2 separate regions of the Homo sapiens genome follow, and region 2 is linked to region 1. A link is a loop called in an ENCODE intact Hi-C map of the cell type or tissue named here. Cell type or tissue: Panc1. All regions are shown on one strand. Links, peaks and the distances in the headings refer to the core of each region. The heading gives the core; the rest is flanking DNA.

The links. Peaks named below come from ENCODE experiments on the same cell type or tissue, not always from the same donor. Only the 100,000 strongest peaks of a DNase experiment are listed, where the experiment ranks them.
Region 2: it touches region 1 in a loop (4-fold over the local background); 7 of 110 quality-filtered maps call a loop at or near these places.

Annotation. Positions count from the first base shown.
Region 1 is chr15:55,794,089-55,809,886 of GRCh38, forward strand. No RefSeq gene overlaps it. Among named protein-coding and RNA genes, the nearest start is that of PRTG, 59 kb to the left of the region's middle. In Panc1, for the core only: CTCF peaks have their summits at 5,853 (motif pointing left) and 6,053; a DNase peak (open chromatin) is centred at 5,869; H3K27ac peaks cover 553 bases.
Region 2 is chr15:55,506,621-55,522,418 of GRCh38, forward strand. It overlaps LOC124903496, which reads right to left. Exons shown (of 2, transcript XM_047433411.1): 2 at 4,121-9,651. The coding sequence starts at 9,604. The coding sequence ends at 8,831. It overlaps DNAAF4 (dynein axonemal assembly factor 4), which reads right to left and starts at 1,614. Exons shown (of 10, transcript NM_130810.4): 1 at 1,502-1,614. In Panc1, for the core only: CTCF peaks have their summits at 7,437 and 7,653; a DNase peak (open chromatin) is centred at 7,435.

The DNA.
Region 1 (15,798 bases), core at 2,809-10,808:
CCTTGGCAGCGTCCATGTGCCATTGAGTCTGCGAGTGCACAGAAGTCAAGAACTGGGGTTTGGGAACCTCTGCCTAGATTTCAGAAGATGTATGGAAATGCCTGGATGCCCAGGCAGAAGTTTGCTGCAGGGGTGGGGCCCTCGTGGAGAACCTCTACTAAGGCAATGTGGAAGGGAAATGTGGGGTCAGAGCCACCATGCAGAGTCTCTACTGGGCCACTGCCTAGTAGGGCTGTGAGAAGCAGGCCACCATCCGCCAGACTCCAGAATGGTAGATCCACTGACAGCTTGCACCGTGAACCTGGAAAAGCCACAGACACTCAGCGCCAGCCTGTGAAAGCAGGTGGGAAGGAGGCTGTACCCTGTAGAGCCATAAGGGTGGAGCTGCCCAAGACCATGGGAACCCACCTCTTGCATCAGGGTGATCTGCCAAAATCACAGGGATAGAGTCAGGACTCAAACCCAAGTCTTACTGACCTAGAACAAGACTTTTAATCACTCTATTGCATTGGAAACATCTGGGCTTTAAAGAGGGCTGTGCTCAGTGCCTGCAGTCTGTAGACTGGACTTAATGCAACGACATACCTACCTAGTTCTCTGGCAAATTAAACCAAAGAATCAACAGTATTCAGCATACTTTTTAGCCCCTTTTTTGAAACCACCCCTCATCCCTGCAACCTGAGGGATTTTCCTCTTAGCTCCTTTTAGTCCTATAATGCACTGCTGGCACATAGATATAATACTACCCAATGAATATTAATTTGAATAGGTGTTTGTTCCTTACATGTTGCTCATGATATTTCTTGCATTTTTTCTCGCATTTTTGAATTGCTGCTTCCTTTTTGCATGCACCCCTGGTTGTCCCAATTGGACTATAAGTAAGGACTGTGCTCCCAGGGTTAGTCTCTGTTTTATCCTTCCTACTCTATCCAGGCCAGGGCTAGTCCATTGCAGGGCTTTACCAATTTTAACACAAATGAGAGAGGCTGTTCTAAAACTCTCTGTGGGCAGGAACTCCATGACTACTCAAGGTATTTTCTTCTTTCCACTATTAGTTCTTTCAGTTGGTCCATTTGTAAGGCCTTTTGCATGTGCCAGAGGCTGAGCTAGAAGGGGAGGATGAGGAAAAGCCTGCTTCCTGCCCTCAAAGGGCATACACAGGGTGGGTTAGGTGTGACACAGACAGGGCTATAAATAACCATTACTTGAAGTGGGAAGAAATAGTTTCATTGGAGAAGTATAGACAAAGCTTAGTAAAGCATGTCAGAGGAGGGAGAGATTGTTTCCAGCTGTCTAGATCAGGGAAGGTACCTCCCAGGATGTTCACTGTCTTATGCCACTCACCCCCATCAAAGAGAAGTGACCCCGAAAGACTTCAAAGGATACTACTAACTAAGTAGATAACTAAGCAACTGGAGAATCTAACCTTGTCTATATCCCTTGGAGTACATTTGAGTTTACCAAATACTGCACAGTGGAATCCTGTTTTAAAGAATTGCATTGACTATATAGAATTCTGAGAGAAGAGAATGGAGAAACAGCCTCCAGCTTTGGTGATCAAGTTAGAGGTTGTGTGGGAATGCAACTTTGAAAGAGTGGTAAGAGCAGAAGCCAGACTGCAAGGACAAAAATTGGGAAAGTATGATGAGGAAATGGAGACAGTCATTTATTCAACAAATAATTGAATGTCAACTATGATTATGCCAAGCACTAGGCTAGGCACTGGAGATACTGAAATATACAAAACAGACATGGTCCCTACTCTTTGGAATTGGCAACCTGTGAATCCTCTTTTGAGAGGATTGGAAGTTCCATGAGCAGAACTGGGAGGGTGGCTCCACAAATAGGTTGAGGGGAGTTTTTTGTTTGTTTGTTTGTTTGTTTTTAAGTAAGACCAGCAGGAGTTAGAGATCAGCCTGGGCTACGTGGTGAAACCCTGTCTCTACTAAAAATACAAAATTAGCCAGGTGTGGTGGCGCATGCCTATAATCCCAGCTACTTGAGAGGCTGAGGTAGAACTACTTGAACCCAGGAGGCAGAGGTTGCAGTGAGCTAAGATCGTGCCATTGCACTCAAGCCCGGGCAACAAGAGTGAAACTCTGTCTCAAAAAAATGAAAAAATAAAAATAAAGTAAGAGAGACCAGGACATGGTTTCAGGCTGAAGGGAGGAAGTTAGAGATAGTTTGAAAATGCCAGGGGGGATGGATAACTAAGAATGTAAAATCCTAGAGGACATATGTGTATAATGTTTAAATCATGCCAGCATTGTGCTCCACACATCTTGTAAATGATCTTATTCCATCCTTACAATAATCCTATGCAGCAGTTATTGCTAGGTAAGGACACTGAGATGCAAGGTCACATAGCAAGTAGGTGGAAACTGAGATGTGAAGCCAGGTCCCACTGCCAAAGACATGCTCTCGAGAACTCCACTGCTTGGAGAGAATGTGGCCAAGAAAACATTCACCGGGTGTAAAATTCACTCCAGCTGGTCTACATCGCAATGTTTTGCAGTCTTCTCAGCCAATGTTTACCTGAACTTTTCACAAAGTTTTGAGCTGTGCAGCATGAGAGAGGGAGAATTACCTTCCCCTACTTCAGGCTGCTCTGAGTTTCATCTGCAATAATCTTCTGGCATAGATCCAACCCTAGGAACAACACTGCCTGCTCCTTTTTCACCTCAGGCCCCACATTGTGAATCATCCTTGGGTGCCATTGTTGCTTCCTTTGGCACATCCCCAGCACCTGTTTTCCCAATTCATTTCTCTAGGTGCAGGCAGTCACTCTCTCTCTACCCACCCCATTCAGCACCCCCACCCCCAAACTTAACACAGTGTCTCGCACACAGCAAATGTTGTAGAAATGATTAACAACATTTTACATTTCTGCAGCACTCAACTTCAACTCACATGGAATTTAAAAACAAAAACAAAAAAAACCAGGGTTTGGATCAGACAGAGCTAGATTTCAGTTATCTTTCCATTACCTAGAAGCAGTGTGACTCAGGACAAGGTACTCTGAACCTGTATCCTCATCTAAGAAATGAGATAACATGGCTGGGCACAGTGGCTCACCCCTGTAATCCCAGCACTTTGGGAGACCGAGGCAGGCGGATCACAAGGTCAGGAGATCGAGACCATCCTGGCTAACACATTGAAACCCTGTCTCTACTAAAAATACAAAAAATTAGCTGGGTGTGGTGACGGGTGCCTGTAGTCCTAGCTACTCGGGAGGCTGAGGCAGGAGAATGGCATGAACCCGGGAGGTGGAGCTTGCAGTGAGCTGAGATCCCGCCACTGCACTCCAGCCTGGGCGACAGAGGGTGACTCCATCTCAAAAAAAAAAAAAAAAAGAAATGAGATAACAAAACCTATTTCATACAGTGTAGTGAGGATTAAGTGAGGCAATTGATGTCTTTGTTAAATGTCTCCTTCATAGTATATTTCCAGTAAATTGAATCAAATATTGATTTGATTTCTGACCCCTTCAAATGCGCTTTATTTTATGTTATTTATTTATTTATTTTTTGAGATGGAGTCTCGCTCTGTCACCCAGGCTGGAATGCAGTGACGTGATCTTAGCTCACTGCAACTTCTACCTCCCAGGTTCAAACAATTCTCCTGCCTCAGCCTCCTGAGTAGCCGGGACTACAAGTGTGCACCACCACACCTGGCTAGTTTTTGTATTTTTAGTAGAGATGGGGTTTTGTCATGTTGGCCAGGCTGGTCTCAAACTCCTGACCTCAGGTGATCCACCAGCCTCGGCTTCCCAAAGTGCTGGGATTATAGGCATGCGCCACTTTGCCTCGCCCAAATGCATTAATAAAACACTATACCCCTTACGAGAGTCTGTTGAATTAGTTTTCTGATCCTCATTCCACTCTGTGGGGAAAATATCAAAGAAAGAAACAGGACCTAAAGCACCTTCCAGTTTCTCAGAAATTCAACTGAGTTTGTTTCTCAAAACTGAAAAGACTCTACCTTTCACATGCTGCCACAAAAGGCATTGCACACCAGAAGGGTGAAGTTAAAATAAGAAAGAGAAAGGAACTGCCTTTTGCAAGGACTGTGCATGGTATTGATAAAATTTTTAAAAAGCTACTACAGAATTCCCTAATAGAGTTCATTTGTTGTTGGTGTCCTGAGATGCTTGGCTGACTTTAGAGTAGAACTTATTCATTAGACCAGGAGAAAGCCAAACCTTCCGCAAGGATGTCCTCTTTCCCTAAGCAACAACAGATGAAACCATGATAATGTTCTTGCCCACAGTCATCTGCTCCCATTCTGCAGATGAGTTAGGGGCAAGAGGAGGAGGGAATGTTCTGGGATGTAGCAACCCCTGACCTCCCTACCCAGTGAAAAGACAAGCCTCCAGTGAGACTGCACGATGAAGCTGCAGAACTAGCATTTTGACAACCTCCTGGTCCTGTTCCACCTCGTGAACCTTGAAAGACTTAAAAGACATGGGTTTTTAAATGTAAATTTCACAGCCACATACAGAGCACTTGGTTAGTTTGTAATGAAGAAAAATGATTTTACTTAATAAGATCTACACCATCATCAATGGGACTTGACGGTGTGTGACTTGATTTCTCCGGCAATTTAAAATAATCAGGTTAGCTCTAATAGAAGGGACCAGAGAGGAAACTGTGTTCTGCCTGCTCTGCCTCCTTCACCATCAGCAAGGAATCACCGTGGCTTTTTTGGACAATTAAAAAAAAAATTTGCATGGTGTCTCACAGTAATATTTTTCCTCTTCAGAAGGGGATGCATTTTAACTATTCTGCTAAGGCTAGCATTAGAGAAGAAAGTTTTCACAACCTAACATTGGAAAGGTCAGAATCAGTCCACAGGATGATTTGATTTAGCCCCTTAATTATCCAGGCTGACAACTAATAAACGTCTAGTGCTTACATGTGTAAAGCAGATAGAGCAAGCTAGAAGCAAAGACCAAATAATACATTTATGTTTTATATTTAAATCTTAAAGTATTTTACTTCTTATAAGAGAAAAGGCAAAATAATTGATTTGACTCTTAACTATTTCCAACAAGTAATCTACCTCTCTCTCCTTTCCTCTCCCTCTCCTCTTCCTTTTTTCTCCTTCCTCTCTCCCTCCCCTTTTCCCTCCCTTTATCTTCCTTCTCTCTCTTTCTTCCTCTCTTCCTCCCTACATCTTCTGTTTCCTAAACTCTCGAGAAAAGTCGAAGGGTGGGACACAGTTAGGGAATTTTCATCTTAAATTCACTTTTCATCTCCAGGACTGGCTTTGGGTAAAATGAAGAATTTGGCCCTCTTGGCCTTAGGTCCTTTTCCTGCCCTGCACACAGTAACCCGAGAAGACTAGAAAACCACATTTTCTGGGCCTCTCCAGCCTAGCTGCTGCCAGAGATCTGAGGCTGCAAAATTGTATCTGTGACCCTCTGTGTGGCAATTAGGCAATTGCCAGCCTAAGTGGCCATTTGTGCCTTCTGAATAGCATGCAAATGGCTGATTGTAGGTGCAATTCAGCAGCACATGCTCTTGGATATCTGCAGTTTTGCTTCTGAGCAAAGGGAAAGACCACAGTGGGGAAGTGACCCTCACCAACCGCCGTTTCTCTTTACCCCTTCCCTAAATACTGAGGACTAAATATTGAGAACTGAGGAAGACAATTTTGATATTCTTGGAGCAAGCAAAAAAGTGGAAAATTCGGTCACATTCAAGAAACATCAACCCCAGGATTTAAAAAGTTAGTTTAGAGGCAGCTGCTAAGCAGGTGAGTTTTGAGGCTCCTTTTCAAAGCTAAGGGGAAATTAACAAATGGTCAGCCCACCTCTCTGCTGGAAACATGAATCAGTGGTGCCACCTCCTGGCAGAAACGACCTTCGGACCAAGGCTGGGAAAAACATGGCAGCCATTTTGTTTTGGGTGCCAGAAAGTTCAGCGCTGGGAGAAATCACAGGACTGGTTCCAGTACAACCTCTACATTTTAGAGGAAATGAGGCCTGGAAAAGGGACATGAAAAAATCTGTGAACTGAGACTGAGGAGCGAAATGATCCAATATCTGTTGAATCTTTACTAAAGGCTGAACACTGTGCAAAGCATAACTACATCCTCACAACAACCCTACGAGGAAGATATATTTTGTACCATTTTCCAGGTAAGAAAAGTAAGGATCAGAGAGGTTCAAGTGATAGCTAATAAATAACAGAGCTATCTCTACCTTTAAGACACATGATATCACATGGAACAGATATTAAACTCGGGCTGGAATGTGTCTGGAAAAAATGCTGCCATATTGTCCCGCTCTGGAGTCCTTCAAGCCTGAATGAAAACAGGCCCTGTTCTGTGGAGTGGGGGTTCCCCAGGGAGCAATGGAATGGCATCCTGAGAAGGCAGGTGGTTCCTGAGAAGTGGATCAGTAAAAATCATTTATCCCACACCCTGTTCTCTCCATTAGTTTTTTCATAAATTTCAGACCAGCTTCTTATTTGGAAAATATGGTCCTTATGTGGAACACAGCAGAAACTCAACAGATAGTTTTAGTTAAATGAACTGTTGCAAAAGGGAATTTGGAAATAATTTCTTTATTCAATGCTGTAACCTTCTCTAACATGCATGCACACGTACACACACACACACACACACACACTTCCAATTCTTTTTTTTTTTTTTTTTGAGACGGAGTCTTGCTCTGTCGCCCAGGCTGGAGTGCAGTGGCCCAATCTTGGCTCGGTGCAAGCTCTGCCTCCCGGGTTCATGCCATTCACCTGCCTCAGCCTCCTGAGTAGCTGGGACTACAGGTGCCCACCACCACCCCGGCTAATTTTGTTGTATTTTTAGTAGACACAGGGTTTCACCGTGTTAGCCAGGATGGTCTCGATCTCCTGACCTCGTGATCCACCTGCCTCAGCCTCCCAAAGTGCTGGGATTACAGACGTGAGCCACTGCGTCCGGCCATATGCTTCCAATTCTTGATCTGAAGTCCAACACTCTACCTCTGAGCTATACCGCCTCCTTATACTTCTTTTTTTTTTTTTTAAGATGGAGTCTCACTCTGTCACCCAGGCTAGAGTGCAGTGGTGCGATCTCTGCTCACTGCAACCTCTGCCTCCTGGGTTCACACCATTCTCCTGCCTCAGCCTCCAGAGTAGCTGGGAATACAGGCACCCGCCACCACACGTGGCTAATTTTTTAGTAGAGACGGGGTTTCAATGTGTTAGCCAAGATGGTCTCGATCTCTTGTCCTCGTGATCTGCCTGTCTCAGCCTCCCAAAGTGCTGGGATTACAGGCGTGAGCCACCGCGCCCAGCCCCACTTCCAGTTCTTTACCCAGCTTGAATACCTCCAGGAAACTCACTAGTTTTAGAGGTGACCTATTTTCAGTAAGTGCCTATTATTAAAATTATTCCTGTTGTTGAGTCAGTTTGTCATGCAACAAATGCGCTCCCTTGTCCTAACTATGACCAATTAGGCAACACAGGACCTATATTGTCTTTTACATCATAGTGGTCAAGTTTTTACTGCGCTTCTCTTCTTTAAGCTGAATCTCCTTGGTTTCTTCCATAGGTCCTCAACAACTTTTCCCTTCTCACCGTACAGCCTGTATTTCTGGTGACACTGTGTCCCCAGAACCCTACCCTGCCTCCTGAGAAGCTTGACTGGTGAGGAGCAGGGCTGACTTCTGCTTAGGCCCAGGAACATCCAGACCCAGCACTGCCTACTTCTGGATTATTGGGTAAGACACATGAACCTGTAGAGCCAGCTTTCTGTTACTTACAGCTGAATACTTTCCTAACGGATACAGGTATGTGCTTTGTACCTAGCTCTGTGAAGACTGTTTACTAATGCCATCTTAATCCTGGGGAAAATGGATTAACCATCCCCCTCTCAGGCTGTCATCTGTAAAACGAAGGATCTGGGCCTGATTACCTCTGTGGTCCTTTCACGTCTCTGATGTAAGCCCCATTGGCATCACCACAATAGTGCTGAGCGCCTACACTGGACTCTATAAACAGTAGTGGCATTTTTCTTCAGTGATTTACAGTCACAACTGCACTTCATTTGCATTTTAATATTTTTCTTCCTGAAAAAAGTTTTCATAATTGCTCCAGGTTATTTTGGAGAAGAGAGAAGGGTTTTTGCAGAATCTGTTCCAGCTGACTTGGAGAATCCTTAATATTCCAGGTCATCTCTCTTTTCCTTGCCCTCCTCCCACTTGTCAGCCAGCTCAGGCAAGTCACTGCAAGCAAGTGCCCCCAGATACCAGTTTCCATTGCTTGGTTGCCCAGAGAGAGGAGTGGGAGGTGGGCAAGGGTTGTGGTGTGGGCTGTTGCCCACTGTCCACCAAGCTCAGGCGGAGGGACAACACTGAGAGTACTGTCTGATGAGCCCAATATAGCATAGGCTACTGACTAATGTCAGGACATCTCAGGCCTGTATGTCTTCACCTGTGTGACGGGTTGGTCATGATATCCCCTGCCCTGCCTAGCCTGCCCTGTGAGGTTGCATTGAGGTTTAACGCTGTGAGGAGGCTATACAAATCAGGATTAATTTTAAGATTATGATAGCCACTCTTTCCATATAATTATAATTTTTATGATCAAGACTATCATTATTATTTATTACAATTCCATAAATGTGGAATGTTGTCTTTATCTCCATATCTCCATGTGGTTAGAACATAATTTGTGCAATTACTGCATTTATCGTGATGGAGAATACAGAGAATTCAGAGCATATAATTATTCTGGCAAAAGAAGCATTTACGATTATATCTTCCTAAAGGGGAAATGCACTCCTTTAAAGTAAATTACAGTTGCCTGGTTATGGCCATTCAAAGACCCCATTATTTCTGACTTTTTTTTGTAAATCTCTGAAAAGCAAGGCAAGGATTAAGGCTGAAACTCTAATTCGAGCCCAGCTTCAGGGCTGGAGGTTGCCACTGAGTGTTCTCGGGTTTCCCTGTGGGTAATGGAAGGCAGCAACTCCTCTAGTGGCCACCACTGCATGGGAATAATCATCAAAAGAGAGAAGAGACAAAAATATTTTAATTGTCTTGTAACCTCTCCTTAGCTGTGAAACAAGGTGGCCTTTACAGCTGCCCCCCAGAGAGACTAAACACTGGGCTGGGACTGTTTTGAATGGAAAGCTATAAAGTGCAAGCATCTAAAAGGAGTACTACTCTGTAATCACCGCTGCTATTTATAGAGCTTGCCCAGCTCCTCAGGCTTATGGCTGCACAGGGAACACCTCTCAGCAGCTGCCTTTACCAGCTGACCTTGCTCAGATTGGGGGTGGAGGTCCCCGTGGAACCTGCAGTTGGAGGAAACCTGGGCCCTGTGATGCTGCAGTCACTCACACAAGGTGTCCCAGGAAGGTACCAGGGCTTGAGTCCAGGCCAGAGCCTTCCACCATGCCAGGCTGTGTGGGAGGAAGGTGAACAGACTGGTTGATCCCTCATCTCTTCTCTCTCTCTCATACACTAAACTTGGAAGCCAGGATTTATTCCCTCGGAATAATAAAATACCTAGAAGTTCTCTGCTGACGAAATTGAGCAGCTCTAGAGTTGTCTGGATTCTAGCATTTAGGGGGTGTTCAGCGTACAGCTGGCTTCCTGCTCAATCACCTGCTGGCTGACAGGCTTTTCTCCTACTCACACTCCTTAACTCCTCATTCTTTTTTTTTTGAGATAGGGTCTCACTATGTTGCCCAGACTGGAATGCAGTGGTGCAATCTTGGCTCACTGCATCCTCGACCTCCCAGGCTCAAGTGATCCTCCCCCTTCAGCCTCCCAAGTAGCTGGGACTACAGGCATGCACCACCAGGCTCAGCTAACTTTTGTATTTCTTTTTCTAGAGGTGAGGTTTTGCCATGTTGACCAGATTGGTCTCAAACTCCTGGCCTCAAGTGATCTACCTGCCTCGACCTCCCAAAGTGCTGGGATTACAGGTGTGAGCCAGTGCACCGGCAACTCCTCATTCTTTATTTTTTTTTTCAGATGGAGTCTCACTCTGTCACCCCAGCTGGGGTTGAGTGGCGTGATCTCAGCTCATTGCAACCTCGGCCTCCTGGGTTCAAGTGATTCTCCTGCCTCAGCCTCCCAAGTAGCTGGGATTACAGGCCTGTGCCATCACACCCAGCCACCATACCTGGCTGCAACTCCTCGTTCTTAAACATGAGCAGAAGTGCAAGGATTACCAGACAGTTGGTTAAAATAAATGAAAAAGTTAAACAAAAAGAAAAATTGACCTCTAGAAAACAAAAGTAATTCAGAGAACAGAACAGAACTTAAAACAAAAACACCAATCTGTATGTAGTATGCTCAGAAGGTATCATGTCCCTAAAACAAGAACAGGATGTTATAAAATAGGAAAAAAAAGAATTAGAAATTAAAATATGATTGCTGAAATGGAAACTAAATGGAGATATGAGAAAATAAAGACAAGGAAATCTCTCAGAAAAACAAACAAACAAACAAAAAGACAAAGACATGAAAAAGTAAAGGTACAGAAGATATGGGCCAGGTGCAGTGACTCATGCCTGTAATCCCGGCACTTTGGGAGGCTGAGGTGGGCAGATCACTTGAGGTCAGGAGTTCAAGACCAGCCTGGCTAATATGGTGAAACCCTGTCCCTACCAAAAATACAAAAGTTAGCCAGGTATGGCGGTGCACGCCTGTAATCCCAGCAACCTGGGAGGCTGAGCCAGGAGAATGGAAGTTTAGACTCAGCCTTCAGTCTCCTAAGTTTCAGAAACAAAGAACCATGAACATGGAAGAAAGGAAATAATGAAGGAAATGATATAAGAAAAATTTCTAAAGCTGAATGACATTACAATGGCAATGAATGACATTGTAATTAAAATGAGCCACTGAGTGCTTAGCACAATAAATCAAGAAAATAGATGTATACCTATGTATAGCATGAAAGTTCACAATACTGAAAATGAGGAAGATCCTAAATATTTCAAAGGAGAATAAAACAGGACATCTACAAAGAGGCAAGAATCAGAATAACAATAGCAACCATAAATGGTAGAAGTTAGTGAGAAAGACCTCAAAATTCTGAGGGAGAATGATTATCAACAAGAGATCAATATCCAACAAAACTATCATTTGAACATGAGAGTAAAGCCAAGATATTTTCAGGACTCAAAACGATTTCATGCAAACCCTTTCTTAGGAATTTGCTTTCAGATATGCTGTAGAAACATGAAGAGCAAAATCAGGAAAAAAATAAGATCTAAGCAATAGTGGATCCAATGTAGGGGAGTAGTCAAGGTGTTCCAGAGATCCCTTCAGCAATTAGTCCAAACTGGAGCAGGAAGACAGGAATCCCAAGAAAGAGATATCCAGGGAAAACGGACACATAATACTTAAGTTATGAAGAATTTGGAAATAATTGGGAATTAAAAAAGGCAATTGGTGGAATAAACATAAAGGAAAACAAATGAGAAATTCCAGAAAAAAAACCAGAAAGCTAAACAAAAGGTAAAACTTCAATTAAAGGCCAGGCGTGATGGCTCATGACTGTAATCCCAGCACTTTGGGAGGCTGAGGCGGGTGGATCACCTGAGGTCAGGAGTTCAAGACCAACCTGACCAACACGGTGAATCCCTGTCTCTGCTAAAAATACAAAATTAGCCAGGCATGGTAGCTCATACCTGTAATCCCAGCTACTTGGGAGGCTGAGGCAGGAGAATTGCTTGAACCTGGAAGGTGGAGGTTGCAGTGAGCCAAGATCATGCCATTGCACTGCAGCCTGGGCAACAAGAGCGAAACTCCTTCTCAGAAACAAACAAACAAACAAACAAAAAACCCCGAAAACCACAGAAGAATCAAATAGACGCAATAAAAAATCATAAAGGGGATATCACCACCAATGCCACAGAAATACAAACTACCATCAGAGAATACTATAAACACCTCTAAGCAAATAAACTAGAAAATCTAGAAGAAATGGATAAATTCCTCAACACATACACCCTCCCAAGACTAAACCAGGAAGAAGTTGAATCCCTGAATAGACCAATAACAGGTTCTGAAATTCAGGCAATAATTAATAGCCTACCAACCAAAAAAAGTCCAGGACCAGATGGATTCACAGCCGAATTCTACCAGAGGTACAAAGAGGAGCTGGTACCATTCCTTCTGAAACTACTCCAATCAATAGATAAAGAGGGAACCCTCCCTAATTTATTTTATAAGGCCAACATCGTCCTGATACCAAAGCCTGGCAGAGACACAACAAAAAAAGAGAATTTTAAACCAATATCCCTGATGAACATTGATGCAAAAATCCTCAATAAAATACTGGCAAAGCGAATCCAGCAGCACATCAAAAAGCTTATCCACCACGATCAAGTAGGCTTCATCCCTGGGATGCAAGGCTGGTTCAACATACGCAAATCAGTAAACGTAATCCAGCATATAAACAGAACCAAAGACAAAAAACACATGATTATATCTATAGATGCAGAAAAGACCTTCACAAAATTCAACAGCCCTTCATGCTAAAAACTCTCAATAAACTAGGTATTGATGGGACGTATGTCAAAATAATAAGAGCTATTTATGACAAACCCACAGCCAATATCATACTGAATGGGCAAAAACTGGAAGCATTCCCTTTGAAAACTGGCACAAGACAGGGATGCCCTCTCTCACCACTCCTATTCAACATAGTGTTGGAAGTTCTGGCCAGGGCAACCAGGCAGGAGAAAGAAGTAAAGGGTATTCAATTAGGAAAACAGGAAGTCAAATTGTCCCTGTTTGCAGATGACATGATTGTATATTTAGAAAACCCCATTATCTCAGCGCAAAAGCTCCTTAAGCTGATAAGCAACTTCAGCAAAGTCTCAGGATACAAAATCAACGTGCAAAAATCACAAACATTCCTATACACCAATAACAGACAAACAGAGAACCAAATCATGAGTGAACTCCCATTCACAATTGCTTCAAAGAGAATAAATACCTAGGAATCCAACTTACAAGGGATGTGAAGGACCTCTTCAAGGAAAACTACAAACCACTGCTCAACGAAATAAAAGAGGACACAAACAAATGGAAGACCATTCCATGCTTATGGATAGGAAGAATCAATATCGTGAAAATGGCCATACTGCCCAAGGTAATTTATAGATTTAATGCCATCCCCATCAAGCTACCAATGACTTTCTTCACAGAATTGGAAAAAACTACTTTAAAGTTCATATGGAACCAAAAAAGAGCCCACATTGCCAAGACAATCCTAAGCCAAAAGAACAAAGCTGGAGGCATCACACTACCAGACTTCAAACTGTACTACAAGGCTACAGTAACCAAAACAGCATGGTACTGGTACCAAAACAGAGATATAGACCAATGGAACAGAACAGAGCCCTAGGAAATAACACCACACATCTACAGCCCTCTGACCTTTGACAAACCTGATGAAAACAAGAAATGGGGAAAGGATTCCCTGTTTAATAAATGGTGCTGGGAAAACTGGCTAGCCATAGGTAGAAAGCTGAAACTGGATCCCTTCCTTACACCTTACACAAAAATTAATTCAAGATGGATTAAAGGCTTAAATGTTAGACCTAAAACCATAAAAACCCTGGAAGAAAACCTAGGCAATACCATTCAGGACATAGGCATGGGCAAAGACTTCATGACTAAAACACCAAAAGCAATGGCAACAAAAGCCAAAATTGACAAATGGGATCTAATTAAACTAAAGAGCTTCTGCACAGCAGAAGAAACTACCATCAGAGTGAACAGGCAACCTACAGAATGGGAGAAAATTGTTACAATCTACTCATCTGACAAAGGGCTAATATCCAGAACCTACAAAGAAATTAAACAAATTTACAAGAAGAAAATCAAACAACCCCATCAAAAAGTGGGCAAAGGATATGAACAGACACTTCTCAAAAGAAGACATTTATGCAGCCAAAAAACACATGAAAAAATGCTCATCATCACTGGCCATCAGAGAAATGCAAATCAAAACCACAATGAGATACCATCTCACACCAGTTAGAATGGCGATCATTAAAAAGTTAGGAAACAACAGGTGCTGGAGAGGATGTGGAGAAATAGGAACACTTTTACACTGTTGGTGGGACTGTAAACTAGTTCAACCATTGTGGAAGACAGTGTGGCGATTCCTCAAGGATCTAGAACTAGAAATACCATTTGACTCAGCCATCCCATTGCTAGGCATACACCCAAAGGATTATAAATCATGCTGCTATAGAGACACATGCACACGTATGTTTATTGCGGCACTATTCACAGTAGCAAAGACTTGAAACCAACCCAAATGTCCATCAATGATAGACTGGATTAAGAAAATGTGGCACATATACACCATGGAATACTATGCAGCCATAAAAAATGATGAGTTCATGTCCTTTGTAGGGACATGGATGAAGCTAGAAACCATCATTCTCAGCAAACTATTGCAAGGACAGAAAACCAAACACCCTATGTTCTCACTCACAGGTGGGAATTGAACAATGAGAACACTTGGACACAGGGTGGGGAACATCACATACTGGGGCCTGTCGTGGGATGGGGGGAGGGGGGAGGGATAGCATTAGGAGATATACCTAATGTAAATGACGAGTTGATGGGTGCAGCACACCAACATGGCACATGTATACATATGTAACAAACCTGCACATAGTGCACATGTACCCTAGAACTTAAAGTAAAATAATTTAAAAAACAACAACAACAACAACAACAACAAACTTCAATATAGTGCATACACTGTTTGAATCAGTAGGGAACAATATTTGCCTGGTCATAATAATGATTGTGGCTTACTGATACTCAGCTGTTGGGCTTAACCAATAAGCAACACAAAGAAGACTAAGTTATGTTTTCAGAACAAAATGTAACCATTATAAATCTTTAAAATACATAAGTAAATTTAGACAAACAGGATTAGGGGAGGAAAGGAGAGGAGACCCGCTGGAGGAGAAAAAAGTGGGGGTTCTGATAGGAAACCAAGAAATATTATCTATAGGAGATGGAAGAAGAGATAAAGGTATTGTCTTTAAAGTGATAAAAATGATCAACAGAGGCCAGGTACGGTGGCTCATACCTGGAATCCCAGCAGTTTGGGAGGCTGAGGTGAGAGGATCACTTGAGATCAGGAATTCAAGACCAGTTTGGCCAACATGGTGAAACCCCATCTTTACTGAAAATAGAAAAATTTGTTGGGCGTGGTGGTGGGTGCCTGTAGTCCCAGCTACTCAGGAGGCTGAGGCAGGAGAATTGCTTGAACTCAGGTAGCAAAGGCTGCAGTGAGCCAAGATTGTGCCACTGCACTCCAGCCTGGGCAAAAGAGTGTGACTCTGTCTCAAAAAAAAAAAAAAACAAAACAAAAAACAAACAAAATAACCCCAAAAATCAGGTCAACTGAGAAATTGAGACTTGAGGGCTTACTCGGGTAAGAAAATGACTGAGCTAAATCATCTATTACAGTAGGAAGTAAATAGTAATGTATAAAATTTATAAATCAAGAAATAGAAGCAGGGTCAGGTGTGGTGGCTCATGCCTGTAACCCCAGTACTTTGGGAGGCCTAGGCGGGCGGATCACCTGAAGTCAGCAGTTCGAGACCAGCCTGGTCAACATGATGAAACCCCGTCTTTACTAAAAATACAAAAATTAGCCAGGTGTGGTGGTGCAGGCTTGTAATCCCAGCTACTCAGGAGGCTGAGGCAGGAGAGTTGCTTGAACCCAGGAGGCAGAGGTTGCAGTGAGTCAAGAATTTGCTGCTGCACTCTAGCCTGGGCGACAGAGTGAGACTCATCTGAAA
Region 2 (15,798 bases), core at 4,007-12,006, 290 kb before region 1:
GTCTTGGTCCTATACACTAGGAAACATTTATAGGTGTTCATAGCAACTTCATAGAAAAAAACCTGAAAATAAGCCAAATGTCTTTCAACAGGTATATACACAAAACAGAATATTATACAACAATAAAAATGAGTGAATGATAGCTATACATTGGATGGATGAGTGAAAAAAGCAAGTCAAATAATATCCTCAAGAAATAATGCTATTTTATACAACTTTTACTTTTTTATTTTTCTTTTTTCTTTTTTTGATGGAGTTTCACTCTTGTCACCCAGGCTGGAGTGCAATGGGGCATCTTGGCTCACTGCAATCTCTGCCTCCCAGGTTCAAGCGATTCTCCTGTCTCAGCCTCCTGAGTAGCTGGGATTACAGGCACCCACCACCAAGCCTGGCTAATTTTTTGTATTTTTATTAGAGGTGGGGTTTCACCATGTTGGCCAGGCTGGTCTCGAACTTCTGACCTCAGGTGATCCGTTCACTTCCATCTCCCAAAGTGCTGGGATTACAGGCATGAGCTACCATGCCTGGCCTTTATAAAACTTTTGAACAACGGAAACTGAATCCACTAGATAAGGATTCCTAGGTATGTGGTAAAACTATACAAACACTTCTCTACTTACAATGTGGTTACCTCCTGATAAACCCATCATAAGTTGAAAATATCCTATGTCAAAAATACATGTAAAACACCTAACCTACCAAACACCATAGCTTAGGCTACCCTACCTTAAACATGCTCAGAACACTTACATTAGCCTACAGTTGGGCAAAGTCATCTAACATAATAAGGTGTAATAAAGTGTCTAATATACCCTGTAATTTATTGAATACTGTATTAAAAATGAAAAACAGAATGGTTGTATGGGTACTCACAGCATGGTTTCTACTGAATGCATATAGCTTTTGCATCACTGTAAAGTTAGGAAATCAAAGAGAAACCATCATAAGTCAGGGGTCGTCTGTAAAGATAGGCACTAGAAAGGAGAGTGGTTAACTCTTATGTGAAGTTCATACAAGTGGGAGCCTTTTTGGTAACCAACAGAACTGATTACCACATAGTCACACTGTATGAATTAAAACGAAGGCCCGGGATGCACATTGTGTCTCACGCCTGTAATCTCAGCACTTTGGGAGTGTCACTTGAGGCCAGGAGTTCAGGTTACAGTGGACTATGATTATGCCACTGCACTCTAGCCTGAGTAACAGGGACTCAAAAATTAAATTAAAACAATAAATAAAATAAATAAATACAAATAAAATTAAATACAGAGGTTCTCAGAATGTGGTCCTCCCCACCACCACCAGCAATATTACCATCATCTGGGGACCTGTTAGAAATGCAAATTCCCAGTCTCCTTCTAGATCTATTGAACCAGAAGTTCTGGAAGTGGGGCACAGCAATCTGTGTTTTATCCAGCCTACCAGATAATTTTGATACACACCAAAGTTTGAGAACCACTAGATTAAGGGATGAGTTTTACTGGGGAAAGGGGAAACTTACAAAACCAAGAGAAAACACAGGTTTCCCCCTTCTCCCATCATCCCAAGGAGCAGCATGCTGGGGCCAGAGTAGTCTGCTGGATCCATGGTGTGGGTTTGCATAATAGGAGAGGAATCCCATCCTCTTGTTGCTCTCCTATTTATAGGGCACACACAAAAAGAATTTTGTCAGTAAGGAAACTACTAGAGCACCAGGCAGTCTGTTTACAGGCATTTATTTGTTTGTTTGTTTGTCTGAGACAGACTCTCACTCTGTCGCCCAGGCTGGAGTGCAGTGGCACGATCTCAGCTCACTGCAAGCTCCACCTCCCGGGTTCACGCCATTCTTCTGCCTCAGCCTCCCCAGTAGCTGGGACTACAGGCGCCCGCCACCATGCCCGGCTAATTTTTTGTATTTTTAGTAGAGACGGGGTTTCACTGTGTTAGCCAGGATGGTCTTAATCTCCTGACCTCGTGATGCGCCCCCCTCGGCCTCCCAAAGTGCTGGGATTACAGACGTGAGCCACTGCGCCCGGCCCGATAGGTATTTTTTGAAAAAGCCCATTATCCAGTATCTGGAGACCTTGGGTCAAACAGAAAGTTGTTGGAACTTGTGTTGGAAGAAACTGTCCATCCCATGAAAAGCTGAGTTCAGGTGTAGCCCCTCCAACTGTGAGCCAGAAGGTCCAGGTCCCACTGGCTGGTTGCCCAGGAAAATCCAGAGAAAACACCCAAGGTCGTTTCTGTTTGATTCTGGTCATTGCATTAAAGCGTGCAATCAGAAAGCATGAAGGAGACTGACAGGTGTATTAGTCTGTTCTCACGCTGCTAATAAAGACATACCCAAGACTGGGTTATAAAGGAAAGAGGTTTAATTGACTCACAATTCTGCAAGGCTGGGGAGGCCTCAGGAATCTTACAATCTTGGTGGAAGGGAAAGCAAACACGTCCTTCTTCACATGACCGCAGCAAGGAGAAGTGCAGAGCAAAGTAGGGGGAAGCCCCTTATAAAATCATCAGATCTCATGAGAACTCACCCACTACCACAAGAGCAGCATGGAGGTAACTGCCCCCATGATTCGGTTATCACCCACTGGGTCCCCACGTTGGGATTATGGGAACTACAATTCAAGATGAGATTTGGGTGGTGACACAGCCAAACCATATCACCAGGTTATTTTTTTCCTCTCTCTGTAATTTTCAGTGATAGATTTATACTTATTCCTTTTATTATTAATAGTTTATGTATGTAAATCCATAAATTATTTTGTTTGTAAAAAATATTACAAGTTTAAAGTAAAAATTTCAAAACAATCTCTATAGTACACAAGCATACTTATTTCCTTATTTCATATCCTGAGGTTCTTAGAGAGTGTAAGCATACATTATGGAGCAAAAATTAAGTATGATTTACTATTCGTAACCTAAAATTAATTACCTATAATTTTATTTACTTTTGATGTGCAAAATTCGAAATTTTGCCATTGGAAAAGGTTGCTTTCTATGTTTTCTTAACACCACTTTGGAACTTTAAAAGGCATTTAAAAAAATCCCTCATTCTAGTAGCAAGATCACTTAGGTCCACCTTAAAGGTTTTTCTTTTCTTTTTTTTTCTCTAGGAATTGAAATTCTCCAAGAACTTTTAGTTCTATTTAGTGGAGAATAGCTTTACAGACCAAACTCTAGGCACTAGGTGTTAAATGCATTAGTTATTTTACTATTTTAAATTTGGGCTTTCGGAAATGATAATGTGATTTAAAATTAAATGAGAATATCTAGGTAGAGGTCATGTAGAATGTGAAGTGACCCTGCATAATTTTCCTTTTCTTTTGGGTCCTAATATCTTAGATATATATTTATAGGGTATGAGCTTGATTGTTTTTCCTATTAGACTTGTTTTGGCACAATACCACTTATTTCATTTTTTTTTTTTCAAAACGGAGTCTCGCTCCATTGCCCAGACTGGAGTGCAGTGGTGTGATCCTGGCTCACTGAAACCTCCACCTCCTGGGTTCAAGTGATTCTCCTGCCTCAGCTTCCCTAGTAACTGGGAGTACAGGCATGCGCCACCATGCCTGGCTAATTTTTTTGTATTTTTAGTAGAGACGGGGTTTCACCATGTTGGCCAGGCTGGTCTTGAATGCCTGACCTCAGGGGATCTACCCACCTCAGCCTCCCAAAGTGCTGGGATTACAGGTGTGAGCCACCACACCTGGCCTAGTTATTTAATTAAAAAAAAAAGTTTTAAGGGACTCTTAAGGAGAACAACTATTATTAAAGTAGAATTTTGTAGGCTTAATTAATCCTTAAAGAGGATTAATAAGGGGAGAATATAAACAAACATGAAGGTTTGTTTTTGTGTCATCCACACATTTTTTAAACATTTTAAAATTGAGTTTAGTTTATAACTGAGTAGAGTTTAAAATGTTAACATTTTGTCATTAGATAAATGCAAATTCCTATTTGTATTTATTATCTATGCCAAAACATTAAACTGTTGAAAAAATGTATTAAAGTATATCAGTATATTTAACCACATTAATTTTGAAATACAATTAATATTATTCATGAAATATTAAACCATTACCCTGTACGTGTAGCGGGACGAACCACAGACAAGAACCCCTCAGACGACACCGAGTTGTGGAAGGAAAGGGCTTTATTCAGCTGGAAGCATCAGCAGACTCACGTTTCCAAAAACCGAGCTCCCCGAGTGAGCAATTCCTGTCCCTTTTAAGGGCTTACAACTCTAACGGGGTCCGCGTGAGAGGGTCGTGATCAATTAAGCAAGCAGTGGGTACGTGACTGGGAGCTGCATGCACCGGTCATCAGAACGGAATAAAACAGGACAGGGATTTTCACAATGTTTTTCCATACAATGTCTGAAATCTATAGATAACACGAGCAGTTAGGTCAGGGGTTGATTCTTAACTACCAGGCCCAGGGCGTGATGCTGGGCTATCTGCCTGTGGATTCCATTTCTGCCTTTTAATTTTTACTTCTTTCTTTGGAGGCAGAAATTGGGCATAAGACAATATGAGGGGTGGTCTCCTCCCTTATTCCCCCACTTTGAGAACCTCAGTCAATTAGTGGGAGTTCTCACTTTCATCCTCACTACCCATGTATTCTTGCAAGACAGATCGATAGTGATTCATATAGTACAGTTGTTCTGAAGCATTTTGGTGAACTAAGGTAGCGATGAAGCTTTTTATCATTTGAAGAAGTACAGGTAGCAAACAAGGGAGCAGTAAGCAGGTTCCTATTACTAATATAACTCCTATTATAAGAGTTTTAAATCCTCCTAACACTGGGAACCATTTTCCAAACATGGCCCCAGGATCAAATCCATGCCACACTTGCATGGGCACATGTGACAGTTTTATCATATCTCTGACTATGTCTTCAACTACTTGCCCTTGATCATCTACGTGTAGACAGCAATTAGTAAGGTTAAATTTCCCACAGACCCCTCCTTCAGCTGCTAGCAAGTAGTCAAGAGCCAATCTATTTTGATAGATAGCATTTCTCATCTGAGTCTCTTGACAGGCCAGAATAGTCAAGGCTCTGTCGGTTTTATTAGTGATTCTTTCTTTCTTTTCTTTTTTTTTTTTTTTTTGAGATGGAGTCTCACTCTGTCGCCCAGGCTGGAGTGCAGTGGCACAATCTCGGCTCGCTGCAAGCTCTGCCTCCCAGGTTCACGCCATTCTCCTGCCTCAGCCTCCCAAGTAGCTGGAACCACAGGCACCCGCCACCACCCCTGGCTAATTTTTTGTATTGTTAGTAGAGACGGGGTTTCACCATGTTAGCCAGGATGGTCTCAATCTCCTGACCTCGTGATCCACCTGCGTTGGCCTCCCAAAGTGCTGGGATTACAGGTGTGAGCCACCGCGCCCAGCCCATATTAGTGATTATTTCTAAGACAGCTTGTAACCATATGATTTGGTTGAGCATGTAAATGGGGGTCTAGTATCCCCATGAACCATCTCGTCCCCAAGTAGCAGGTCCATAATATTGTATGATTCTCTCTGGGGGCCATTCATTATCTTTCCAATTTCCTATAGCTATGCTTCTTTTTTCATGGGAAGCATAGACAGGGAAGCCCAGGAGTTCGCCTGTCTTTATGGACAGTAGGAAGAAAGATGGTTTAATAGTGCCAGTAATACAACTACCTGCCCACTGGCCAGGTAATTTAGCGTAAGCTCTATGCCCACATAGCCAGTATAATCCAGTGGGGGCTGTCCAGTCCTAGTGGGACTCCAGGTGGGTCCACATGGTTTGCAACCTTGGGAATTTACTAAATGGATTCCTTTCTGTGTGATTTGAACTCCACCAAGTGACTGTTTTTGTGGTACCATTATACAGTTTCTGTCCCAGACAACTAAGTTGTCCTAAGGGGTGAGTGAATTATTTTCCTTCTCTAGCTATGCAATATTGTCCAATAATTGAGGCTTCAGGGTCCAGAAATTATCAAGGTGACTCTTTTGAGCTGGGAATTCATTGGGAACTGGGTCTGTAGGTACTAATTCTTGGGCTTCCCATGGCCATTGATCTCCCATCACAGTTCCTCCACATACATAACATGAAGTGACACTGAGAGACTGGGCTACATGCTTGGCTAATTGCAAAAACAAATTTCTTGTTTTTCCTGGAATTTCTGGTACTGGCACATTTAGTTCATCTTAGAAAGTTTGAAACACTGGCTGAGCAGAGCGTTTGTAAACTTCTCCTCGAACTAAGATATTTACTCAAGGATCCAGTCCTGCCCCATCGATTCCTAAGGTCACATGCTCCCCTCTTTTCCAGCAAGGATCAAGGGGATTGGTTGTTGCTAGCTCTAAGGGGTTACATTGTCCCTTAGTACAGGAAGGGCCACTTTTTCCTTTCTGAAGTGGACTGGATCCTTTTCATTTTTTTATCCAAGTGGCCTAAATGACACAAGACCAGTGTTCACATTCATTTCCACACAGTCCTAATTCATGACAAATGTACTTATTTTCAGTCATATCGCCTTTTTCCCAAAAGAGCCACATCCCTTTCCTAATTTACTGCCACTAATGACAGCACAGGCATCAAATTTCAAGATTATGTGTTTGGGCACCCCTTTCTCTTCTGTTCTGGCTATTACTTTACTTGTATCATTTACGCGTCCCCACTAGTCTTCAGCCCTTAATCTTATTTCAAAAACCGTCAGCCACAAACGCCGGCCCATTATCTAAGCCAATTCGTAAGGGCAGTCCAAACCTAGGAATAAGGTCTCAGGGAAGCACACGGGTTACTTCGTAGGCCTTTTCAGTTTCGTGTTGGATAAGCTCAGAGGGGTCATAACACACAGCTGGCCGGTCGTTTCCTAGGCTACATACCTTGTACTGAGTGTCAGTATATAAACATGTTCCTTTTAAAGTTCCTAGGCATTCACAGTAACTATAGAACAGAAAGATTGTTTTAACTTGTTGCCTTACCTCAGTAACCTGATGTATACACTGAGAGCAGTCCTCCATGCGGGGAAAATCAGTGGAAGTTTTTACTATACAAGTCCAAATTATAAGGAAAATGAGTCCCACGATGATTCTCCTCATGCTTCGGCCGTGCGTAGACCAGTCAGCTTCCGGGTGTGACTGGAGCAGGGTTTGTCGGCCTCCTCAGAGTCACTTCGCAGGGGTTGTCCGGGCTCGGTTTTGCCTCCCAGGTTTCAGCGGCTGCCAGTTTCACATGGCTGTGGTGGATCCAGGCTGGGATTCCTTCTACCTTTACAGCCGTGGGGGTGGTCAGGATGACGGTCTGAGGTCCTTTCCACCATGGCCGCAAAGGGGCTACGTTCCAGTCCTTGATCCACACACGATCAACTGGAAAGAAAGGATGAACTGGGGAGAACAAGCTGACAGGACACCTCTCATTTACCCAAGTCGAGATTGTCTGTGTAATTTTTCCCAAAGCCTGTAGCTGTCGCTGTAACTCAATGTCACCTAACTCTCGGGGAGTGCCTGGAAGTCCCCGTAGTATAGTAGGAGGCCTATGATACAGTATTTCATAAGGGGAGTATCCTGTTTTCTTAGAAGGGGTGCATCTAATTTTAAACAATACCATAGGAAGGGCCTGTATCCATTTTAATCCTGTTTCCTGACGTGCTTTCCCTAAACCATTTTTGATAGTCCGATTAATTCGCTCCACCTTTCCGAAACTCTGAGGTCAGTAGGCGGCACGCAGCTTCCAAGTGATTCCTAATGCCTTTGCTGTCTTCCGTACCAAGTCAGCCACAAACGCCGGCCCGTTATCTGAGCTGATTCATAAGGGCAGTCCAAACCTAGGAATAAGGTCTCGGAGAAGCACAAGGGTTACTTCGTAGGCCTTTTCGGTTCGTGTTGGGGAAGACTCCGCCCACCCAGAGTAAGTACACACAAGAACCAGCAAATACTTGTTACCTCTACATTTTGGCATTTCTGTGAATTCCACCTGAAGATCCTCAAAAGGAGCTACTCCGTAAGCTTATAGGCCGGGCAGAACAGTGGGGCCTTGCCTTGCGTTCTGCTGTCTGCAAGTAACGCACCGTTGTGCTACTGCTTTGGCAAGGGCTGGCAAGTGTAGAAGTACCGGCCTAACAACTTTTCAAGTGACTCTTGACCTAGATGAGTGGTTTCATGCATGGCCAGTATGATTGTGGCTCCCAGCAACTGCGGCACAGCTTCCCTCCCATCTGGCAGTCTGATCCATCCTTCTTTTATTACTTGCCCCCTTCTGTGTTGAAACATTCTTTTTCTTCCTTAGAATAGGTAGGTACCAGGTCAGGTGTTTGAGGGAGTAAGGAGGCTGCTACCGATGCCCAGTAAGGGGTAGATGCTGCTTTTTGAGCTTCTGAGTCAGCTCGGGAGTTTCCTAAGGCCACTGAAGTGGAGGTTCGCTGGTGTCCCCTGCAGTGCATGACTGCCACTCTCTGAGGTTTCCACACTGCCTCTAATAATTGTAGAATTTCTTGTTGATATTTTATGTCCTTTCCCCCAGAGTTTAACCGGCCCTTTTCCTTATATAATGCTCCACGCACTTGGAGGGTTAGAAAGGCATATCGAGAGTCAGTGTCGATGTTTACAGTCTTACCTTCACTGAGTTCTAGAGCCCAAGTTAAAGCAGTGAGCTCAGCCTTCTGGGCTGACGTCCCTGTGGCAACAGTTTGGCTTCAATGATAGCATCCAAAGTTACCACCACATATCCTGCATGTCTTTCTCCTTGTGGGTTGATGAAGCTGCTCCCATCCACGTATAACTCCCAGTCTACTGATGCCCATGGCTGGTCCTGAAAGTCAGGTCTGCTAGAACAAACTGAGTCCAACACTTCTACACAGTTATGCTCGACTGGGCTCTCATACTGGGAGCAGGGTGGTGGGATTTAGGGTGTTACAGACTTCAGTGGTTATGTGGGAATTTTCACACAGCCAGCTTTGGTACTTGGTTAATCTAGCGTTTGTTAGCTGATGCTGTCCTTTGGTATTCATCAAAGTTACCACAGCACGGGGGGCCTTTATATTCAGGTTTTGCCCAAGGGTTAGTTTATCTCCTTCTTGTGCTAACAGGGCTGTTGCTGCCAGGGCCCTTAGACATGGGGCCCAGCCTTTAGAAACCCCATCTAGTTGTTTTGAGAGATAGGCTACTGGCCTTGGCCAGGGCCCCACAGTCTGGGTTAAAACTCCAACTGCCATTTTATCTCTTTCTGACACATACAGTGTAAAGGGCTTTGTCAAATCTGGTAGTCCTAGGACTGGGGCCGACATAAGGTTTTCCTTTAACTCACGAAAGGCTTGCTGTTGTAGAGGTCCCCATTCAAAAGACTCCCGGTCGCCCCCCTTTGTAACTCCATACAAAGACTTGACCAGTACAGCAAAGTTTGGAATCCATAATCTGCAAAACCCCACAGCTCCCAGGAATTCCCTTACTTGCCTTCTGGTTTTAGGTTCCTGTAGGCTGCAGATGACCCGCTTTCTTTCTGACCCCAGGCTGCGCTCCCCTTTCCGAATAGCGAATCCCAGGTAGTGTACCTGCTGTCTGCAGATCTGAGCTTTCTTCTTGGACACCTTATACACACAGTTCTCCAGGTGCTGAAGCAGGGCATCCGTCCCCTTCGCACACCCAACTGCCATGGCATGTTCCAGCAGAAGGTCATCCGTGTACAGGAGCAAGACGCAGCCTAGGGCATAAGACAATATGAGGGGTGGGCTCCTCCCTTATACATGTGAATCAAATGTTACACGGTAGTTATAAATTAAGCTAAGAAAGTATTTAATAAAATAAACTCTATTTCCTTACATAGTCTGAATATGCATTCATAATGACCTGGAAGGCCAAATTTACATTTGGAATTCTCAGTCTCCTTGGGGTTTCATGCAGGAACATAGCAGAGCTAACAGCCTGTCATTGGACATAGAGATGTACACTCAAGACTCACAGGCCACCCTCAGAAGGACTAGCCAGAGAAAAGACTCCGGGAAGTAGCCTGGGGCTGTTGGGCAGGGATTCGAGGTAGCCAAACCATGATGTAGAAGGGTGAGCAGGTTGCAGGTGAACAGCTTCCTTACACTTGGAGAAAGTGCAACTGGAAGTGGTTCAGAGAGGCGGCCTTTAAACCAGGGGGCTCAGGATCTAAGGTCAGGAATGTTGGGAATGTTAACATCTTTCCAGGGTAAAATCCTTTTTTTTTTTTTTAATTCCTTAGCATCAAAATTTGGTCCTCTAATCAAGTGTTTGTAACTGGACAAATTGGGTTAGTATGCCTAGTCTACTTTTCTTTTTTTTTTTTTTAATTATCGTTATTTTTTTTTTTAGTGACAGGGTCCCACTCTGTCACCCAGGCAGGAATCCAGTGGCACTGTCATCATAGCTCACTGCAACCTGGGCAGAAGCCTCCCTCCCACCTCAGCCTCCCAAAGTGCTGGAATTTCAGGCGTGCACCACTACACTCAGCCAATTCTACTTTTATTAGCTGTATGACCCTGAGTAAGGTTCTCCCCCCAAGCCTCAGTTTCCTTATCTGTAAAATGCAAGCAATAATATCTATATGTAGGGTATTGAAAGGATTAATTATGATTTTGTGTAAAGCCCTCATATTATCAATACTTTATTCAGACATTTGAGCAGATCTATCGTTTTCTTCTTGGACTTTACCAGAAGCATTTTTTTTTTTAACTTTTCTGTAGAGACAGGGTCTTTATATTTTTCCCAGGCTGGTTTTGAACTCTTGGCTTTAAGCAATCTTCCCACTTCAGCCTCCCAATGTGTTGGAATTACAAGCACGAGCCACCATGCCCAGCCACAGTCATTTTTCTGATTCACATCCTGACAGACATGAAATGGTTTTTTCTATCTGAGTGAGAACAAAACTGAAGCTTTTAATATTCACGAACTGAATGCTTTTGAATTTGATAATTATACCTATGATAGTGTGTTCGGTCATTTTTGCATGCTATAAATACAAATGGATAATTTATAAAGAAAACATGTTTAATTGGCTAATGGTTCTGCAGGCTTTACAAGAAGCGTAGTGTTGCCATCTGCTTCTGGTGAGGCCTCAGAAAGCTTACAATCATGGTGGAAGGCAACAGAAAGCTAGCATGTCCCATAGTGAGAGTGGGAGCAAGAGAGACAGGAGGAGGTGCCACAGACTTTTAAACAACCAGATCTTGGGTGAACTCAGAGCAAGAATTCGCTCATCACCAAAGGGACGGTGCTAAGCTATTCACAAGGGATCCTCCCCCATGATCCAAACACCTCCCAGCAGGCCCTAATTTCAACACTGAGGATTCCATTTCAACATGAGATTTGGAGGGGACAACATCCAAATCATATCAGATAGGTGCCACAAATCCAATCAACCTCAGAGTCCTAAATATCTCTCAGATCCATCCACTTTTCACTGCCTCTGTCTTAATTTCTTGACGTATCAATAGCTGAGGATATCAATTCTATAGTCTTCTGCAATGCCCTAAGTGTTTCCTCCTTAGATTGAGGCAATCTTTCTTTCTTTTTTTCTTTTCCTTTCTTTTCTTTCTTTCTTTCTCTCTTTCTTTCATTCTCTCTCTCTCTCTCTCTTTCTTTCCTTCTTTCTTTCTTTTCCTTCCTTCCTTTCTTTCCTTCCTTCTTTCTTTCTTTTCCTTCCTTCCTTCTTTCTTTTCCTTCCTTCCTTCCTTTGTTTCTTTCTTTTTTTCTTCTTTCTTTCTTTTTTTTTCTTTCTGAGAGATGGGATCTCGCTCTGTTGACCAGGCTGGTCTTGAACTCCTGGCCTCAAGCGATCCTCTCATCTTGGCCTCCCAAAGTGCTGTGAGCCACTGCGCCCAGCCAAGACCCTTTCTAACCTACAGCTTATAGCAAAGGCTTCAGGTGAGCATGAGAGAAAAGCAGAAATAACCTGCCGATGATAATACTGAATGCCTGATGCTAAATGAAAATGGAGAAGAGAAAAACTCTCTACTGGTATACAATATATAACTGTTTAAAAAGGATTTGGTCAATATTTTCCTCAAAGGAAAGAACATACTATGGATAGTGAAGACATTGAAAAATTATGCTAAGTGCATAATCTCTGAAACATGTTTATATTGGTACTATTTACCTAAAAATTGAACTAGAAATGGTTGAACTTTAAATTTGACAGCTTTTCCCATGCAGTTCTTACAATAATGTTCTGCTACTTCAGAAATATGAAATATATCAGGCAATTTCAATTATTTTTACCATTCCTTTTTGAGTAAAGAATAAATCTAGTGGCAAGATCACGCCATTGCACTCTAGCCTGGCAATGGAGTGAGGCTCTATCTCACAAAAAAAAAAAAAAAAAGAATAAATCTTCATGATTTTTAGGGGCCTCTTGGGAAAACTCAAAAACAGTTAGGTCTAAAAGACATCTTGAATTTTTGAAAATATAATTTAGGGTTCGATCTTGGAAAAGCATAATCAAAAAGTTATCATAGCAGAATTTGTCACTTGATTAAGAAAAAATCATAGAAATCTGAGAACAATGAATTATTTTAACTTGACTACCTATAAATCAAGGTTGGCACAGGAGTTGACACTAGAGAAAAGAAAAATATAGGGTGAAAAAAATCCTAAAAGATAACACAATTGTAAGGAACTTCAGCTTTTTCAGCATGAGTACTTTGTTTTTTGTTTTTGTTTTTAAGTACTGTAATCAAGGCCATGACAAAATCAGAAAACTTTTCTTGTGAGATATAAAATTGCAGGCTGGGCACAGTGGCTCACACCTATAACCCTAGCACTTTGGGAAACTGAGGTGGGCAGAGCACTTGACGCTTGAGCTCAGTAGTTTGAAACCAGCCTGAGCAACATAGTGAGATAATGTCTCTAAAAAAAAAAAAAAATTACTCAGGCGTGGTGGCTCACACCTGTAGTCCCAGCTACTCAGGGAGCTTAGGTGGGAGGATTGCTTGAGTACAGGAATGGAAGGCTGCAATGATCCATGTTGGCACCACTGCACTCCAGCCTGGGTGACAGAGCAAGACCCTGTCTCAAAAAAATAAAGTTTCATTATCTGAGTAGATTAAATTGAAGGTAAAAAAATAACCTGCCTGTGGTTAACAACAGACTGAAGGCTCTGAAACCAATTTATCATTTTAACATAAGGGAAAAAATAAATTATAATTTTGTATTAACCTAAACTTTAGGCAGTTAAAAACTTTACATTTTTACTTTATCTTAAATTTCTACTCGTAAAACTCATAAAAATTGGGCAAAACTTACTAACAGTTGTAATAAATTTTATTGCTTCTTTTCAGGCTCATTATCTGTAGTTATGATAAACCAAGGCAAATAAAGTTCACTGTTTGCATGACTTTAATTTTCCTCACCATCCAAGTTTCATCCTTTACTATCTTCTTTAACATTCTACACCAAACACTTTGCTTTAAATAATAGTGTTCTCTTCATACTTCTCTGTCACACTGCACCTGCAATAATCTCTACCACTTGTATTATTTAGAACTGTAATCAAAGAAGCTACTTTTACTTCATGGAAACTACTAAGAAGTGGCAATTGAGAACTATTTGTTACATATAAGAAGCATTTAGTAGCCCAGAAAAGCTCATAAGTTCACATAATGCAACCTCATATGTCCACACACATCCCTTTCACACATTGAAGTGGAAAAAATTAACACGCTCATTAGTAAGACTCAAAGAACCACTCTATAACTTATAAAAATAAAATCCAAAAGCATGTGTACGAAATAACAACTGAGATTGGTCTGGGGATTCTATATTACTTAGAAATTATCAAAGCAGGCCGGGCACGATGGCTCACACCTGTAATCCTAGCACTTTGGGAGGCCGAGGCAGGCGGATCACGAGGTCAGGAGACCGAGACCATCCTGGCTAACACGGTGAAATCCCATCTCTACTAAAAATACAAAAAAATTGGCCAGGTGTGGTGGCGGGTGCCTGTAGTCCCAGCTACTCGGGAGGCTGAGGCAGGAGAATGGTGTGAACCCGCGAGGCGGAGCTTGCAGTGAGCCGAGATTGTGCCACTGCACTCCAGCCTGGGCGACAGAGCGAGACTCCATCTCAAAAAAAAAAAAAAAAAAGAAATTATCAAAGCATTCAAAGATTATTTATGACTTAATTGAATATAGTTCAGAATCTTAAAGTGAATGTTTGGCTCCCACTTATCAGTGAGAACATGTGGTATTTGGTTTTCTGTACCTATGTTAACTCGCTTAGGATAATGACTTCCAACCCCACCCATGTTGCTACAAAGGACACGATCTTGTCCTTTTTTATGGCTGCATAATGTTCCATGGTATATATGGACCACTTTTTCTTTATCCAGTCTACCATTGATGGGCATTTAGGTTGATTCCATGTCTTTGCTATTGTGAATAGTACTGCAATGAACATATGCATGCATGTGTCTTTATGCATGTGTCTTTATGATCTTGGCAGAATGATTTATATTCCTCTGAGTATATACCCAGTAATGGGATTGCTGGGTCAAATGGTAGCTCTATTTTAAGTTCCTTAAGAAATCTCCAGACTGCTTTCCACAGTGGCTGAACTAATTTACATTCCCACCAACAGTGTATAAGCATTTGCTTTTCTCCACAACCTCACCAGCATCTGTTATTTTTTGACTTTTTATTAGTAGCCATTCTGACTAGTGTGAGATGGTTATCTCATTGTGGTTTTGATTTGCATTTCTCTAATCATTAGTGATATTGAGCATTTATTCATATGCTTATTGGTGTGTATGTCTTCTTTTGAGAAGTATCTGTTCATGTCCTTTGCCATTTTTTTAATGGGGTCATTTGATTTTTGCTTGTTGATCTAAGTTCTTTATAGATGCTGAATATTAGACTTTTGTCAGATGCATAGTTTGCAAAGATTTTCTTCCATTCTCTAGGTTGCCTGTTAACTCTGTTGATAGTTTCTTTTGCTGTGTAGAAGCTCTTTAGTTTAATTAGGTCCCTATTGTCAGTCTTTGCTTTTGTTGCAATTGCTTTTGGAATTCTCATCATGAAGTCTTTGTCAGGTCTGATGCCCAGAAGAGTATTTCCTAGGTTTTCTTCTAGGGTTTTTATACTTTTAGGTTTTACACTTCAGTCTTTAATCCATGTTGAGTTCATTTTTGTACATGGTGAAACATAGGGTTCCAGTTTCAACATTCTGTATATGGCTAGCCAGTTATCCTAGCACCATTTTTTGACTAGTGAGTTCTTTTCCCACTGCTTGTTAGCATCAGCTTTGCTGAAGATCATATGGTTGCAGATGCGTGACTTTATCTGTGGGTCCTCTAACTTGTTCCATTGCTTTATATGTCTGTTTCTGTACTAGCACCATCCTGTTTTTGTTACGGAAGCCTTGTAGTATAGTTTGAAGTCAGGTAGTGTGATGTCTCTGGCTTTGTTCTTTTTGCTTAGGATTGCTTTGGCTATACAGGCTCTTTTTTGGTTCCAAATGAATCTTAAAATAGTTTTTTTCTAATTCTGTGGAAAATGTGAGGAGTTTGATAGGAACAGCATCGAATCTGTAAATTGCTTTGAGCAGTATGACCATTTTAACAATATTGATTCTTCCTGTCCATGAGCATGGGATGTTTTTCCGTTTGTTTGTTTTGTCTCTGATTTCTTTCAGCACTGTTTTGTAATTCTCATTATAGAAATCTTTCACTTCCCTGGTTAGATGTATTGATATGGTTTGGCTGTGTCCCCACCCAAATCTCATCTTGAATTCCCACGTGTTGTGAGAGGGACCTGGAGGGAGGTAATTGAATCATGGGGGCAGGTATTTTCCATGCTGTTCTCATGAGAGAGAGTAAGTCTCACGAGATCTG